Regions from separate parts of the Homo sapiens genome. Here region 2 is linked to region 1. Evidence: chromatin contacts called from ENCODE Hi-C or POLR2A ChIA-PET data. All regions are on one chromosome and are shown on one strand. The core of a region is the stretch at or near the end of the contact, and the rest is flanking DNA. Distances in the headings are between cores, read along the strand shown.

What was found. A loop is a pair of places that touch in the nucleus more often than their neighbours do. ChIA-PET counts read pairs that join two places held with the same protein, here RNA polymerase II (POLR2A). Pooled maps may share reads with other maps.
Region 2: a loop to region 1 is called in a map of CD4-positive, alpha-beta T cell, with 4 times the contacts of the local background. The contact joins two enhancer-like sites. A Hi-C loop is called at or near these places in 8 of 168 maps with a recorded cell type or tissue (CD4-positive, alpha-beta T cell, CD4-positive, alpha-beta memory T cell, Right ventricle myocardium inferior and 3 more) and 12 of 50 pooled maps. POLR2A ChIA-PET finds 5 or more read pairs at or near these places in 2 of 52 experiments (CD4-positive, alpha-beta memory T cell and activated CD4-positive, alpha-beta memory T cell).

What each region holds. Positions count from the first base shown.
Region 1 is chr11:128,034,344-128,042,168 of GRCh38, reverse strand. No RefSeq gene overlaps it. Among named protein-coding and RNA genes, the nearest start is that of LINC02725, 58 kb to the left of the region's middle. Within about 2 kb of position 2,853, at least 9 of the 41 ENCODE cell types and tissues checked have a DNase peak (open chromatin) inside an H3K27ac peak, as active enhancers do; they include CD4-positive, alpha-beta T cell, where a contact is called at or near this core.
Region 2 is chr11:128,466,823-128,474,647 of GRCh38, reverse strand. All of the region lies in intron 8 of ETS1 (ETS proto-oncogene 1, transcription factor), which reads left to right. Among named protein-coding and RNA genes, the nearest start is that of MIR6090, 52 kb to the left of the region's middle. RefSeq lists enhancers at 2,080-2,374, 3,377-3,496, 4,315-4,414, 4,425-4,474, 4,775-4,894 and 1 more. Within about 2 kb of position 3,192, at least 13 of the 41 ENCODE cell types and tissues checked have a DNase peak (open chromatin) inside an H3K27ac peak, as active enhancers do; they include CD4-positive, alpha-beta T cell, where a contact is called at or near this core.

The DNA.
Region 1 (7,825 bases), core at 1,604-4,103:
CTGTTTTTAGGCTTGGGTCTTCACCTAGCTTGCAATAAAATGCTACTTTATTTGTTAATTGTCTACTGATCCTTTCACAGGGATCATTTGGGAATCCTATTGGGGGCTGGGAAGGTAGATGGTTTGGAGGGCAAGATTCTGGTATTCCTGGGTCCCGGCTTCTCATCACCATTTAAAAAAAGAGACCCACTTTCACATTTACCTTCACTTCTAATAGACATCATGAAGAATAAATAATCATACTTACTTCATGGAAAGACTTTTTTATGTACAAATGTAAAGACCCAAGAACACATTGTTTATAGTCTTGTTTTCTCACAAATCCTTATACAACAGACCTTGATTATTCATGAGAGACCTAGGGATATTCATAAAGTCCTCTCCAGTCTAGAAGTCTAGATTGCCTATTGGAATTTCCATTCTTTCATGTGCTTTTATAATAATAATTATTATCATTTTATTTCTATTGAAGAATCAGAAACAAAACATTCCACATTGTGTACGTATATCCAAATATCACATTGTACTCTATAAATGTATATATTTATGTTTTGTCAATCAAAAATAATATTAACAATACATTAAAAAATAATTTTAAAAGAAACAAAAGGTCGTGCAAACAAAAGCCAAAATAATAATATGTCTTACAGTAAGTAAAGAATTAATAAATGTTGGGAAAAAACCAACATTCTGGTTATGGGCATTGATCTAATAAGTGTAGTTCCCCCCACCGAGCAATTTCATTATAAAAATGAAGATCATATTCTCTCTACTCAAATTAGAGGATTTCTAATTTTATGCAACTGATTCATCACTTAAATTCAGTAGATGAAACTCTAGCCACAAGACTTATTTCATGTAGGCTCTCACTAAATCACTGTACAATCAATGTATGGATTTGTGTAGGGGTTGGATAGAAGTATTTATCTTTATTTCCCTAATTGTCAGAAAATCAAATTTTGTCATTTAAACATTAATTTCCTCAGTCATTGCATCATGAGAAACTAGGAATCTGAAATTTGTCTCTCACTAACCTAACAGTTTTATTTGAAAAGTAGGTCCAACCCAAAGTCATCCCTCTTGAGAACAGACAACATGAGGTGGGCTTGCTGGGAACGTGTCTAACTACGGACCCTGAATTTCTTGGCCATGGAGTATATATAAGTTGAGTGATTTTTCTCTTGGAAGCTCCTGTTACTTATCCAGCTTCATGTTTTAAGCCTAAGCATTTTGCTGCAAGGAAGTCATTCAAATGTGTTGAAATATTAGTCTCCCACTGAAGAATTTTAAAACAACATGTTATTTCAACACTCTCTGCTTCAATAATCAGTTGTTTCCAGGCTCCCTGAGCCTCAAATCATATCACAGCTAAATCTTTCTTCTGCACATTATCTGAATATTTACCTTCCTGTCCATGTGGAAAGTAAAGACTGATTTCGATCTGGCTGTGAGAGAAGCCAGGTTGATGCTGGCATGGGAACATCTGTTAGATGGCTGAGCTCCAGCTCGGTCGTCCTATTTGTGGTTTTATTACTTTTGTCTCTTTCTTTCCTTGTACTGTTAATATTTTAGAAAAAAAAGATTGACATTTATTAAAATGAAAGTCTACATGGAAGTGCTAATTAAACTGAATGACATAAAAATCTCAACTGTCATCCAAAACATGTTCATCAAATGACACACAAATGATCACCAAGAGTCAGAATGTATTCTTCAAAACCTCTGGAATTGATTACTTTTGCTCATCGACTTCTTATAATAAGTGTCGCTTTGTTTTGTGCTTTACCTTTATTTTAATAATGAAATTAAGTAAGTTAAACATATATCAATTAAGCATGGAAAATGTCACTCATGTTAAAAAGGCACTCAAAAATCAGTCACTATTCCAGACACTGTGGAAGTGATACAAATAGATGAATGGTAATGCCTCTCCTACTAGGTCTACCAGGGAAAACTGGCATATACATTACTAATTCATGAAAGATCGTAATAAATAATATAAAATACATAAAATGCTATGCAAATATGGAGGGCGAAGGGATGGCTTCAACAATTTCTAATATATGTGTGAAAAGGATAATAAAGTATTACATAAAAATTACCCCATAAAATCCTCACGCATTTCCCCAACTTGTTCTTACAAAGACCATCCATTTTTGACCCGTGTTAAGCCCATCCCTACCCTCTGTCACAATTCACACTCCACAAAAGCTCTACAAATTACTGCCCACACATTGAAATTGGTTTCATATGCCTTCTGTCCCCAGCTGCCTGCACCCTGGCGATGACTGCCTTGCAACACAGTCATGAAGGGCGTCGCCTGTGTGGTTAGCAGAGTGTAGGTTAGGCCAGGAAGTCTTGTGTGAAAGAGTAGCTGTTGGTGGTTTGGCTTAGAGAGCAGGAGTCTTGCCAAGGATGGCTTTGCTGCTAGCTTTAGAAATGATGGATGGTGGCCACAAGGCTGTTTCTTCCTCAGGACTCAGAAAAAGTTTATGAAAAATGACACGATTGTACACAGATGATCTTGGCGAGCCACTCCAAGCTTACACACAGAGCCTATACTCTCCCTTGGTCAGAGGATATTTAACACGGGTGGTATTGCCTGGGGATTTTGAAGCTCTATATGCACTTGGAATTGGCTATAAAGGGTATCCCTGAGCAGAACAGTCAGAGATATTGAAAGTCCTCTACACACAAGCCACATACACTACACCTTCTTATACACCACATATATACACCACACACAGGTCATATACACCACACTTTCCACTGTATACCACGGATGTGGCCTTGGTATTTGTTTATTCATTGTTTTGTATTTTACAGTCCTTGCTCACCCTAGGGGTCAACATGAGGAAGGACAATAATTTGAGTTAAATTCCCAGAATACCTTTGACATTTCCTTTGCTTATTTCTTTAATGCTAACCCTCTGTAAGAGTGGAGTAATATCTTACCACATGACCATGAAAGTTTTGTGTAATAAAAGGAAGTGAACCAAGATGAATAAGATAAGATGCAGAACAAAATTTCCATGACATTTTACGCTGTTCATACAATAAAAAAATAAATAGAGAGACACATAGCTGACTTTGCATTAAGAATTAGGAAAAGCAGGGCACTTAGGATAAGAAGGTACATTCGTGACCTCTTGGACCAATGTCGGTCCAGTGCGTTGACATTTCTGGAACAGCATCTGGACATCAGGCATTTAACCAGATCATTGGGATTTAAAGACATGTAAGACGTGGTTACTGAATCCAAGGAGCTCACTGATCGAGAGAGGACACAGGCCAGCAATCTCTCACAGTGCCCTGTGGTAAGGGCTGAGACAGCCACCATACTCAGTTGCGCTGGGAACACAGAAGCAGCTCTCGGGGCAGACCCATAGGGAAGATGGAATAGGCTAAGGGAAGAGAAAATATTTGAGGTGGGTATTTAAAGATGAGCACAACAATCTCCTTAATCTATACATGGGAAAAATAGTGAGGCCCGGAACGATGTAGAAACGTTACCTGCGGGCCCAAAGATAACAAGCCAGTGTCCCTCTCTGACTTGGAAGAAGGAGGAGGGAAGAATCAGAGGGTAAAGAGCTGGGCAGCTGGACTGGTATGTGAATATCCGAGGCAGCCAGACACGCTGCATCGTGGGAGGGAAGAGTTCAATGCTTTCTGACAACAACATCAGTGGACATCTCAGGAATCCAAGAGAAACGGGGATGCCACCAGGTGGCAAAGGGGTGTGTGAGGACGCTTCCAGATCAGCTCTGCAGGAGAATATACATTTATTTTACTCCTTTTATTTGTAAGAAAATGTATTGAATTGTTAAGCATATTTTGTCCTGGTTTTAGCCGTTAAAAAATTCCAGTCAGTAAAATAACATCTGAGGATGCACAGAATGAGAGGGGCATTCGGGATCTTTCCTTCCACAGAGCCCCTCTGCTGGCTCGCCACCCCGTGAACCTCATTCAGCTCAGGCTGCTATTCAGAGAGAGCCCGCGGTCCCCGCCCCTATGCAAGAGCTTAGGGGGGGAGTTAAGACCGCTGCACAAATATATGAAATAAAAGGGCTATGGCAAATGAGTCATTTAAAGTATAAGGAATTGGGCTGGGCACTGTGCCTCACTCCTGTAATCCCAGCACTTTGGGAGGCCGAAGCGGGTGGATCACTTGAGGTCAGGAGCTCCCAGGCTGGCCAACATAGTAAAACCCCCTCTCTGCTAAAAATACAAAAAAATTAGCTGGGTGTGGTGGCCTGCACCTGTGATTCCAGCTACTCGGGGGGCTGAGGCAAAAGAATTGCTTTAACCCGAGATGGAGGCTGCAGTGAGCCGAGATTGTGCCACCGTACCCCAGCATGGGCGACAGAGCGAGACTCCGTCCCAAAAAGGAAGAAAAGAAGGAAGGAAGGAAGGAAGAAAAGAAGGAAGGAAGGAAGGAAGGAAGGAAGGAAGGAAGGAAGGAAGGAAGGAAGGAAGGAAGGAAGGAAAGAAGGAAGGGGAATTGGAATTTTTTTCCTCCTGGAAATGCTTTCCTCTCATGGTGTCTATTGGATTCCTTCTCTCGTTTGTCTTAGTTCATTCCTGGCTGTTCTTTGTTCCTGACTTCTCTTCTTTTGCGTGCAACCGAGACATTCTTTGGAGTTCCACGCTTGACTTTTCCTCTACCTGCAGGTCCCCCAGCTTCACTGGCAATGCTTACTGGAGCCTTCCAGAACTCATTCCCACACCCAGGGCCCCTTAGCTCGAGGTGTGCCATCTGCACCCTGGAGGCTTCTCAAACTTATTACACCTGAGAACACACTCGGTAGCTTCTTCCTATTTCTTCTGACAAATGATGTTGCTGTCACACCTGGGCCAGAAATCTGGACACCAGCCCTGCCTTCACCCCATGCTAACCCTGCATATGCCCTGGCCAGCATCAGGCTGTTGATTCTGCATTCGTATCTTCTCTATGTCACAGACCAGAGTCATTGGCTACAAGGTACAGAAACTTTCTCAAGGCAGATGAGGTAAGGGGAGCTTGTTGTAAAACCATGGCAGACAATTCCATGGGCACCCAAGGGAATGACAGACTCAGCAAGCCATAATGAGGGCTGTGACTGGAACTGGAAATTCAAGAGCCAAGGATGTTCTCTCTATCACTCAAGAGCCCCAGAATCTCTTTCTTTGCTCCTGATTCCTTTCTATTTCAAGAGAAATCATGTCCTGTCTGAAGCTGTCTCTGAGTCCAGGGATCCACGGATATGGAGCACTGGACACGTGAGCCTGTGGCTCAGCCTGCTCCTGACTTGCCTCAGGGCCTATCAGGTTACACTCTCATCCTACTCCTGCATGTCTGCCTTGCCCACCACATTCTCCAAAGACTGTGAGCTCTGTGAGGGCTGTGATTGTGTCTCACTCATCTTTGTATTCCCCAGAAGTCATCACATTCCCTGGCACATAGTGACATGCAATAATGCTTGCTGACTGGACATCTGTCTCTACACAGACAGTGCACACATTTGCCATAACCTCAGTACAGACCACGTCATCTCTGAATGACTGCGAGAGTCTCAAGTTCATCTCTGGTTTCTACTACTTGCCCCCTGTTTGGACTGACCTGTTTCCCTTTGTCCATGTGAGTGTATCCTCTGCAGAATGGCTGGAGTGACTATGGTGAAACTCAGGTCAGACAATGGCATGTCTCTGCTCAAAATCTTCCCGTGGCTTCCCATCTTGCACTGATGCCAAATTCTTACAGGTGTGAAAAGCACTGTAGGATCCGACCCTGCACTGCCTCCTGCAACTCCTCCTAACACTGCCCAGTCACTGGGCTCCAGCCACAGCAGCCCCTCACTGTCCCCCATCACAGCCTTCTAGGACGCACTTGACCCACCCTTTGCCTGGAAGCCTCAGGCAGAGATCTTCACGGCTGCTCTTTCACATCCTCTAGGTCTCCGGTCACATATCAGTTTATCACAAAGGTCTGCACCCCAAACCCTCTATATAAGGAAATACGCCCATTGAGGTACCTCTATGCCCCTTTTTTTGCTTTGATCTTTCATGTAGCATTTTCAAAATGAGCACCTATTATATCTTTTGTACTAATGTTATGCTGTGTGTCTCACATCTCTTGAATATCTGTTCCTTAAAGTGACAGACTTTTAAACTGTTCACCGATATATCTCAATACCTAAAATAGTGCTTGACACAGTTGATTCCGAAAAAATGTTTTTTGAAATGAGTGCATAAGTCATTGGAAAGATATTTATAATGCTGTTTTTATTTGCTTTTCTCCAGTTTTAACCTGCTCTGTGACTTTATGTTTCTGCTACCGTAAATCTATTATTTGTTGCCAAATCGGCCACACATCCTCTGGTTTTATTGTGTGGTGGTGGCAGGCGGGTGGGGGGGCAATCTTTGTTTTAAGGTTTAAATTAAAGTGTAGTGCACTTCTATCCCAAGGAGAAGAAAAAGATCATATAGAGATGAATGGAAATTAGAGGTATGAGTGGTATATTAGTCAGGGTTCTCTAGAGGGACAGAATTTACAGGATAGATGTATACATAAAGGGGAGTTCATTAAGGAGTATTAACTCACACGATCACAAGGTGAGGTCCCACAGTAGGCTGTCTGCAAGCTGTGGAGCAAGGACACCAGTCAGAGTCTCAAAGCTGAACTTGGAGTTCGATGTTTGAGGGCAGGAAGCATCCAGCACGGGAGAAAGATGTAGGCTGGGAGGCTAAGCCAGTCTAATTTTTTCACATTCTTCTGCCTGCTTTATACTAGCTGTGCTGGCAGCTGATTAGATGGTGCCCACCAAGATTGACAGTGGGTCTGCCTCTCCCAGTGCACTGACTCAAATGCTCATCTCCTGTGGCAGCACCCTCACAGACACACCTAGAAACAGTACTTTGCACCCTTCAATCCAATCAAGTTGACATTCAATATTCACCATCACAAGTGGTCAACCATGCTGTCTAAACCCTGTGTATGTATGTGTGCCTGCTCCCGTGTGCATACAGAAGTGTGTGTGTAGGAATGCACATGGCGTGTATGTGTGTAGACACTTCTGTAGCACTGTCCCTGCATGTGCAGGTGCATATGCAATTATTCCCAACACTGTCCATTGAGAGGGCCGAGAAGGAGAGACAGCCTAGGAGCAATGAGGGTGCTTAGTGTTCAAATCTGTCTCTGTATGAAAAGGAAACAAGAATCCTCGGGGTGATGGCAGAGAAAGTAGGAACAAGATGTGCCAGGAATATCGTGTTGTGCCGGAAGTTAAGGAAGTGCTTAAAAACATAATGGGGGCATGTCGCAGAGACACAAGAGCCAGCCCAGAAGGAATCCCATTGGCCAAATCTGAGACATTTTGAGCATCATAATTATTAAATTCAGTAGTTAACGATAAACCTTTGAAAACCTAGGAATGTCTAAGTCCATACAGCTAATAAATAGATAAATAAAGGGTAGCAGGAGGACTCTTGATTGCAGTAGAATGCTGGGTGCTGCCTAGTAAATATGGAGGGAAAGCTGAGGACAGAAAACCATTATGTGCAAACTTTATGATAAAGACTGGGTCAGAAATGAACAGACAATGGGTGCTAGATTTGGGGGATGTTTTAAAGAAGAGCAAGACATCCTCGTGATTTTAAATATCTCCTTACAGATTGCTTATTGTTGCAAGAGGGGAAAAAAGCAGTGATTCCACAGTGGTGAAATCAAGCACCTCAGGCAGGTGATCAAAATTAATATCATCAGTGAGGGACAGTTGATCTAATATGTCTCCAGGTACTTTGAAAAGTACTCAATATCGTCTATGAGGTATGTGGGGTGAAAATGCAC
Region 2 (7,825 bases), core at 1,943-4,442, 430 kb before region 1:
TCTCAGTGGAGTAATAGACTCACATGCTGCTCAGTTATGTGATTGACGGGAAAATACTTTGGAGCACTGAGGAGGAAAATTCCCGGGAAGATTTGAACTGGTTGGGAGGCAAAGCTCTTTTCTATTGCCTGTGAGTAATTCCACTGTTTCTGCCTCCTATCTAATTAGTTTTGTATGAATTTTTCTTAATCATCTGCTACCAGTAGAAAAAGATCACATGGTAAAAAGATTCGTCCTCACTATGAACTTTTTTTTTTCTAAATGTCTTTTAAAAAACGTGGAAAGTGGTGATTGCCTATTTCTGTCATGGCTTTCAAAGACCACAACTGGCTGAAGCATCTTAGTGTCTTGATTCAGCTGCGGTAATACCTTGCAAGCAGTCTTTGGACAGAAGGGATCTATTCATACTGTACAATACATCCTGCACCCTGGTGCTGTTTACAACTCTCTGAGGTCTTGAGGGTGCCTGGATTTTGGATACCAGGAGACTCACGGGTTGACCCCTCTATTCTGGGTATAGCCCACTGCCTGTTTTAGAGGAAGAGTCTCTGAGTCTTAGATTTTTGGGGTCACTGTTTCTTTAATAAAGTCTCACTACAAATAATGGAATTGGGTGGTGACTGTTCTGGAATTCCACTCTGTCTCCAGTTTGAAGCTCCACCTTTGGAGGAAGCAAAATGTTTCCACTGAGCAGAATGCAGCCAGCGTGCTGCTGAGACATCCACACCAGTCTTTATTGCCTTTAAACAACAGGCCTCGGAAACTCCCCATCACCTCTGTTGGGAAAGGCCCTGCCAGGTGTCCCAGATGACCCTGCCTTTGCCCCCTTGGCACTTCTTTCTTTTCTCTGGACGGCCTCCCCTGCTGCAGAGAGTGAGCAGCTGCTGCTCTTTGTAGAGGCTCATTCAAGAGAAGCGCTGCCCTTCCTGTCTCCCTAAGGTGACTTGCATGTGATGCCTGCAGGTTGGAGCACTCATCAGCACCCCATCAGTCACTTGGGGATGCCTGCAGGTAGAGAAGTCCAAGTTAAACACAAGAAAGAGTGGTCATCCCATGCAGTTTTACCAAGGGCAACATTCAGGGGCCATCCCTGTAGAATTGAGAGCATGGAGTCAGGCCCTGCCAGTGAGCAGCTGTGTAACCTTTGGCAAGCTAACATCTCTGTATCTGTTTTCTCATCTGCAAATGGCAGTAATAATAGTTTCTATACCATAGGCTTGTTGTGAGAACTAATGAATTAGTTTATGGAGAGCACTTGGAGCAGTGCTGGGTATACAGGAAGCTAGGCTCTAAGTGCTAGCTGTCACCTACATTCCATAGTATTCTCCAAACCTTTTATTTTTCCAGTATAATTCTAAGTTCCTTGAGGCCAGGGAACAACGCATTTTACTTATAGAATTGCAGTAATTGCTGGCAGTGTCATGGGGCGTAGCAGGCATTTAATAATAATTAGGTCTTTTCAATTATTTAGCTCAATCCCAGATGTATTAAGTTCCTACTGTGTGCTTAGACTCCTTCATATACACTGACTTTTTAAATCCTTCACCAAATATCACATGAGGAAGTTTCTGTTATGCCCATTGTATAAATGAGGGAATCGAGACTTTTTTTTTTCTTTTTAGAGGAGGAGGTCTAGCCCAATGTTACACAGCAAACAACAAATAAGATGACTTTCAGGGTTTTCACATGTCAGAAAATATTCAAAATACTGTGTTAGTTTGAGTGTGCCGGAAAGCAGGTGCCAAGACATGATTAGATGTGCAAGATGTTTACGGAAGGAGCATCTATGAAGGAAAAAAAGGCAGCGAAGAGAAGGCAGCGGAACCTTCAGACCATGCTGCAGGTCTGGAAGGAGGAGATTTGGGTAGAAAGAGCCCTCAACTGCAGCTCCATTCTAAGAAAACTTTGGCTGGGCCCAGGGGATCTTTGGGTCAAGGTCGTCTGCTGGAGGAGCTCTGTGTCTCACAGGGGTGGACCTGCATGCCCTCACTGTGCTCAGTCCCTGGCTGGAGCAGTCCCCAGGATGAGGGGTGCTGGTGTGGACATGGTAGAGCCAGTCAATTATGTTCCCTGAAGCAGGAGAACTGAGTAGAACAGGTAGTGTGACAGCTGCAGGGACCTGAGCTGTAAACATGGCTTGTTGAGACCAGCACAGCTTTTCCATGTGGCAGGACTCAAGACCATGTGTCCCGACACTCTCAGTAGTCCGTGATGGGCTTCTGAGTTCAATGCATGTTGTTGACTGTAACTCCCCAAACTTTATTGTCTTTTGTATGACTCACCTCTCCCTGAGAGATAATGAGAGTGAAAGTTCTCCTAGAGTGATTGAATGTGAAAGTTTAAACTCTGAAACAAGGATGGGACTTGCTTTGTTGGAGATGCTCACAGGGCACAGGTCTGTGGAGGTGTTTGACATTCAGAGCTGAGGCGGTGGAGTTTCTTATGGAGGCCTCTCAAGGCTAGGTTCTCTGTTCTTTTTTTCTTTAAAGGCGTAGGTAGGACACTTTCAGCTTATCACGTTATGGTGAAACAAAAAGTACTTGTTCCGCTACCTCCATGCAGTTGTTAATATTGTGTTTTGCTATTCAACACACTCTGGCTACGTTTGAGGAGTGTTCAGAGATTATATGCTGGATAAATGCTTACAAAATTCGGTGTGCAAATGATCACTTAGGATCTAGTTCAACTACCTTCCAAGGATTCTATTATACCTAACTAGTGATTTCTCTCATTGTTGACATGCAGGGAAAACTTAACCCCTAGGATAAAATAAATTCCAGAGAGCAAGTTGAGAATCCTACTGAGAAAAGACTATAATCTTCAGACTTCTAAAGTCCTGTTTTCTAACCCTGATCAGTGAACATATCTTTCTTTCTTCTCATTACCTACACACTTAGGAAGATTTTTCTTTGTACATTTATAGTGGCTGGAAAAACCTTTTCTTTGGTTTATAACAAAATTCTTATCCCCTTCCCCCAAATCCAAACCTAACCCATCTCTGGTGACTTCTTAAAAGAACCGGTTACCTAGAAGACATCAGGAGGAAAGAGCTATAAAGAAACCCACTTCCTGACTTGAGCTTCACTGGCTCACTGTCCAAGTTTGTGTCTGAGTGTTAGCTTGAATGTGTTAGACAGAGTTACTGATGGGTTTAGAAGAAAGAGGTGGTTGCATTTGAATAGAGACTGCCCCTTTAAGAGAGGAACAGTCCCCTTTCTCCTGCTGCCGCCCCCACACATGTGTACTTGAGCACTTGCAGGTGTGCAGAGCCAGAGCAAAAACAAAGGTCTTTCCCTCATACCCTAAAAATGTGTAACTGTCTTGTTCTCAGACCCAAGTCAGACTGGCCAAATAAGCCTCACTTAACCCTGTTCCAGGTGGGAGGACTCCACTGGCCAGTTGCCAGCCACCTGGTCTTGCTGTCAAGCCTGTCTTGGGCCCTGATGGCTGGACAAGAGGTTCTGCTTGAACCCCAGTTAATGCTGGTGGGACCCGTCTCTTTGGGCCCAAACTATTGGCATTTGTGGGGAACGGTGTTGAACTTGCTCTAGGTGAGCTCTATACAATACTTAGGTGAAGAATACTTGGTGAGGGACATGAATAACTAAGGAAAAAGGTGCATCGGGAAAAGAGGATCTAAGTCCATCTGTGGCCAAGATTTCCCTAAACCATATATGCCTGTGATACTTTCACTTGCAAAGCAGTTTGCATCTGCTGTCTCTTTTGGTGCGTGTGCACTTTTAACATGGGAACAAGGATTTCAGAGTCTTCCCTAACTTAAAAAAGTCCTAAATGCTTATTCTCATTGAAAATATTAAAAATTTTTACATTCGTATACTGTAACTTTTTTTTCCTTAACCTCCAACTTTCTACTTTTTCAAAGTTGCCATACGAAGGCCAATTTAATCCTTGGAAGTCTAATTAGATTTTTTCTAGTGCTTTTACAATTTTTTTTAAATGCATCTTTTTTCTTGTTTTTTACTGAAAATTGTTTTTAAAAATATATTTTCTGTTGTTTCATTCTTCTTTGTAATTCCATTATTGTATATTCAGTTGCTCCTAAATTGTTCACCTCTTTAAGTGTCTTTCTCTCTCTCTGTCTATATATATGTATATATGCAGATTTTTGTAATAAGGACTTAATTTACATTTTTATAAACTAAAGAGAAGCAGAGATTACTATTTCCATTTTAGGAAAGGAAAAAGTAAAGCCCAGAGAGATTAAATGAGTTGCATAAGATTGCATATGGTGATTCAGGTAAGAACTGATATCAAAGCCTCGTACCCTCAACTCCCTACCCGGGGCTTTCCCACAGGCATCATATATTTTAATTTTATAGGATGCCGTCATCACTCAGTACTCCACTGCCTGACATGTAAAATGGCTTTTATTTTTAAATTTTTTGACACTCCTCCTCCTTTCGTTTTTGATCTAACATGCAAGAGACATGAACTCGGCAGTCAAAGACTGGTTTTAACTGATTTGAGAGCTGTTTTCTCACTCTTTTTCATGGTTAGATACTGGCTATCTCAGCAACAAATACAAGTTTATAAAGTTGTTGTTTGTTCATCATCGTGTTCAGCAAGTATGCTTTCCAAACACCTGTCAGAATGTTCTTTGTTGTTTGAGTTGAATTATTGGAAGTTATATTCCCAATCACTGCCCTTGAGTTATTAGCCACTGATACAGGAACACGTTTATAGAATATACTGACACAGAGTGAGTCTTTAAACCACGGCCGTATTGGCCAGTTATAGAATGTTATACATGGAGTGTGTTAGAGATGAGATAAGATTGGGTCAGGGTGGGGCAAAGAAAATATACAACTCAGAAGAAATGAGAGACATAGAACTCAGCCAAAATATCAAGCACTCCTGGCCCTTAATCTTCTTAAAATAATTTTCTCAGGGTCTTGATTGCCAGTCAGTCCAGCAATACAGTTTCTTGAGTTATTCATCCTCAGGCAACAAGACTTTGTGCAGCTTCAGGTTGAGCTTGGTCCAGAGGCCAAGAAACTGTCAGGATGTTTTCTGTTTTGTCCTTAAACTTAATGGAAATCAGGAGATTTAGGGGCCTTTGTGAATGGTGATTTAGAAGAGGGTTGACAGAAAGGGGTGATGCTTGGACTGGGGAGTCACCCACCCCACCCTCAGAGGTGCGTCCTCCTGTGGTAGCATGAAAGGCAGATTGATACACTTGTGAACAGATGGGTCATTTCTGGATTCGAATGTTCTGTTTTTGCCATCATCGTTTGGCTGTGGGTAGAGACACCTGGCTGGAAGGGAGGGGCCAGCAGGCCTGTTCCTCTGTTTTAGGGCCACCTGCCAGATGTGTGCTATCAGGGCAGAGTCAGCCCTATTGCAAGGGTGACCAACCATGAGAGTTTCATAGGTTAAAATAAATGTGGTGTCCTGCCCACACCGAGGTATTTGATTTGACTTTTAGAATAGAGCTAAAGGGATTAGCTTCTTAAAGTAGCAAATTAACTCCCAAAGGACAGGTAGTCATTTTCATTTTTGGGAACACGTTGATGAAATGCAGCCTGAGGGTCACCCATATTGTTTGGCCCCAAATATTGTTTAATAGAGAGAAGCCATTTGAGCGGACTTTCTAATCCATATGCCTTTCTTCAGAGGAGGTTTGTTTCAGTAATGTAATTTAGAAAATATTTAATGAGTACCTGCTGAAGACAAGCTATCATACCTGGCATTGAGGATATATGGCTCAGTAAGATATAGTCTGTGTTCTCAGGGAGAACATGTCAAATGACACAGTCATTCAACAGCAAAGAATTTTTTGTTTGTTGGTGTTTGTTGGTGAGGCACTGTGCTAGGCTTTGGGTTGAAGCAGTGAAAAAACAAAGTCCTTGTCCTTACAGCATATATTCTAGTGATGGGAGAAATGGACAGAGACCAAACCAATGGGGTGGTCTTGGTGTAAGCCATGTACTATGGAAATATGAGGAGACTGCCTGGGAAGGTGCCTGCCCAGCGTTGACCTCCTTCTGTTTGGAAGAAAACTCCTGTGTTCTCCTCTCAGCAGAGCACAGGTGACAAGAGTGAGAACTTGTGGTTGAAATGGAAATGAGGAAGGAGTAGAAGGAAAAAGTGAAGTTCAACCTGACCCTGTTCACTTGCTGTGAGGATGTCCTTGTCACAGGCAGGCAACTCCCAGATCTGGAAAATGAGAAGAATGATACTGACAAATCGGGAAATGGAAGGGATTTCCATCAAGAGCATGTTACTAACACCTTGTCCTAGCCCATTGCTATATATGTATTTATGCTGCTCAGTTCTCAGCCTCAGGGCAAGGGACCAGAATAGCAGGGGATTTTTAATAACCAGCTCCTCATTGAGACAGATAGTGGGCCTTGCAGCTCCCAGACAAGGAAATATGACCCAAATGAGCAGTAATTTACTTGAAGCTTTACTTTTTTTAAAAAGTGAGATTGTTGCCTTAGATTTGAGGAGCCTTGGGGGTCCCCTTAGGGGGTGAACATCCTTGGTGTGATTTGCTTTGTAGGCTTGGGAGCTCTCCAAGTTCCTACCTGGTATTTCTTCTTCAGAGCTTGTAGCACGTTCTTCAAATCAGACCTGTCAGTGTGTAGTAAGAACTGTCCTCTTCTCCAGAGGCTGAGAAGAACAAAGCAGTAGAAGGAAATTCCCCTGCAGCCGCCTGAGAGGGAGGGTGGAGAGGGAGCAGACAGCAGGGGGTGTGGAGGCTCCGTGCCATGGGAGATGGGTGTGTGGAGTGTGTGTGTGGTGCTCTCCCGCCCGCATGGCTCTGGAAAGAGACCTCCTTCTAACAGGGACCCCTCTGTTGTTGTGGCTCAGAGCTTCGACTTGAGAAGCATACTTTCCCAGTGATGCCACTGGATTCCTGATGTGTGACACTCCCGGGCAGCATCGTGAAGGGTGCTGTTGACTGCCTTGGAGATCCCAGACAGGGACACCATTATGAGTCACATTGAACATGTGAGCTCCCCTTCCCATGACTGGCGCTATTATTAGTACCGTTTTCTGCTCTAGGGGACAAAGGTCACTGAGACCACAGTCCATTTGGGTAGGTGGAAGAGGCTGGGCACAGGGATAAGGGGGAGTTGCAGGGGGAATGGAGGAAGAGGCTTTACAAGTTTAGGATATGTTGGAGCAAGGGCAAGGGATGGGGTCCTGGAGCCCTGTGGATTTGGGCAGACCTCCGCTAAGCACACAGAAACACCCTCTAGAAGAGTCGTAACTGGGAGTGCTGGACTCATTCATTGTCTGCACCAATCTTGGGTGTGAGAACTTCTGATGGGCCTGGATGTGGGTGTCGCTGGTGGATCTGTGTAGCCAGTGTGCCTTCCAACCCCAGAGCTGCCTCTAAGCTTTGGGTTTCCAAGTGGCCCTGAAGTCCCCTCCCAGACCTGAAGTGAGGGTGATGCATTGCTGTGGAGACAGGCTCCTGTATTAGACCATCCACGGGCCCAGCCAGGAACTGCGCCCACCCTGGCCCAGTGTTTCTGGCTGGAAGAACATTTCCATGTCTTTCCTAGTTCTCTTGCTCCCCACAACAAAAAGGCAGTTTAGGAGTCAGCAAAAAGGTGCTAGAGGGGACGCTTCAGCGGCCATCATGAACTCCTCTCACTTGGTACAAAAATGTGGGCTTTCTGAAGGGTGAGCCCTGTGTGCACCAGTTAGGCTGGAGTGCGCCTGTGGGGTTTCTCTACAGGAATCGGGGGAGGGAGCCAGGAACTGACATCTCTGTTATGTTGACTGTCCTATTATGAAGCCAACGGGAGAGATTTCTTCCCATTCATATTCCCATTATTTCTTTAGGTATCTG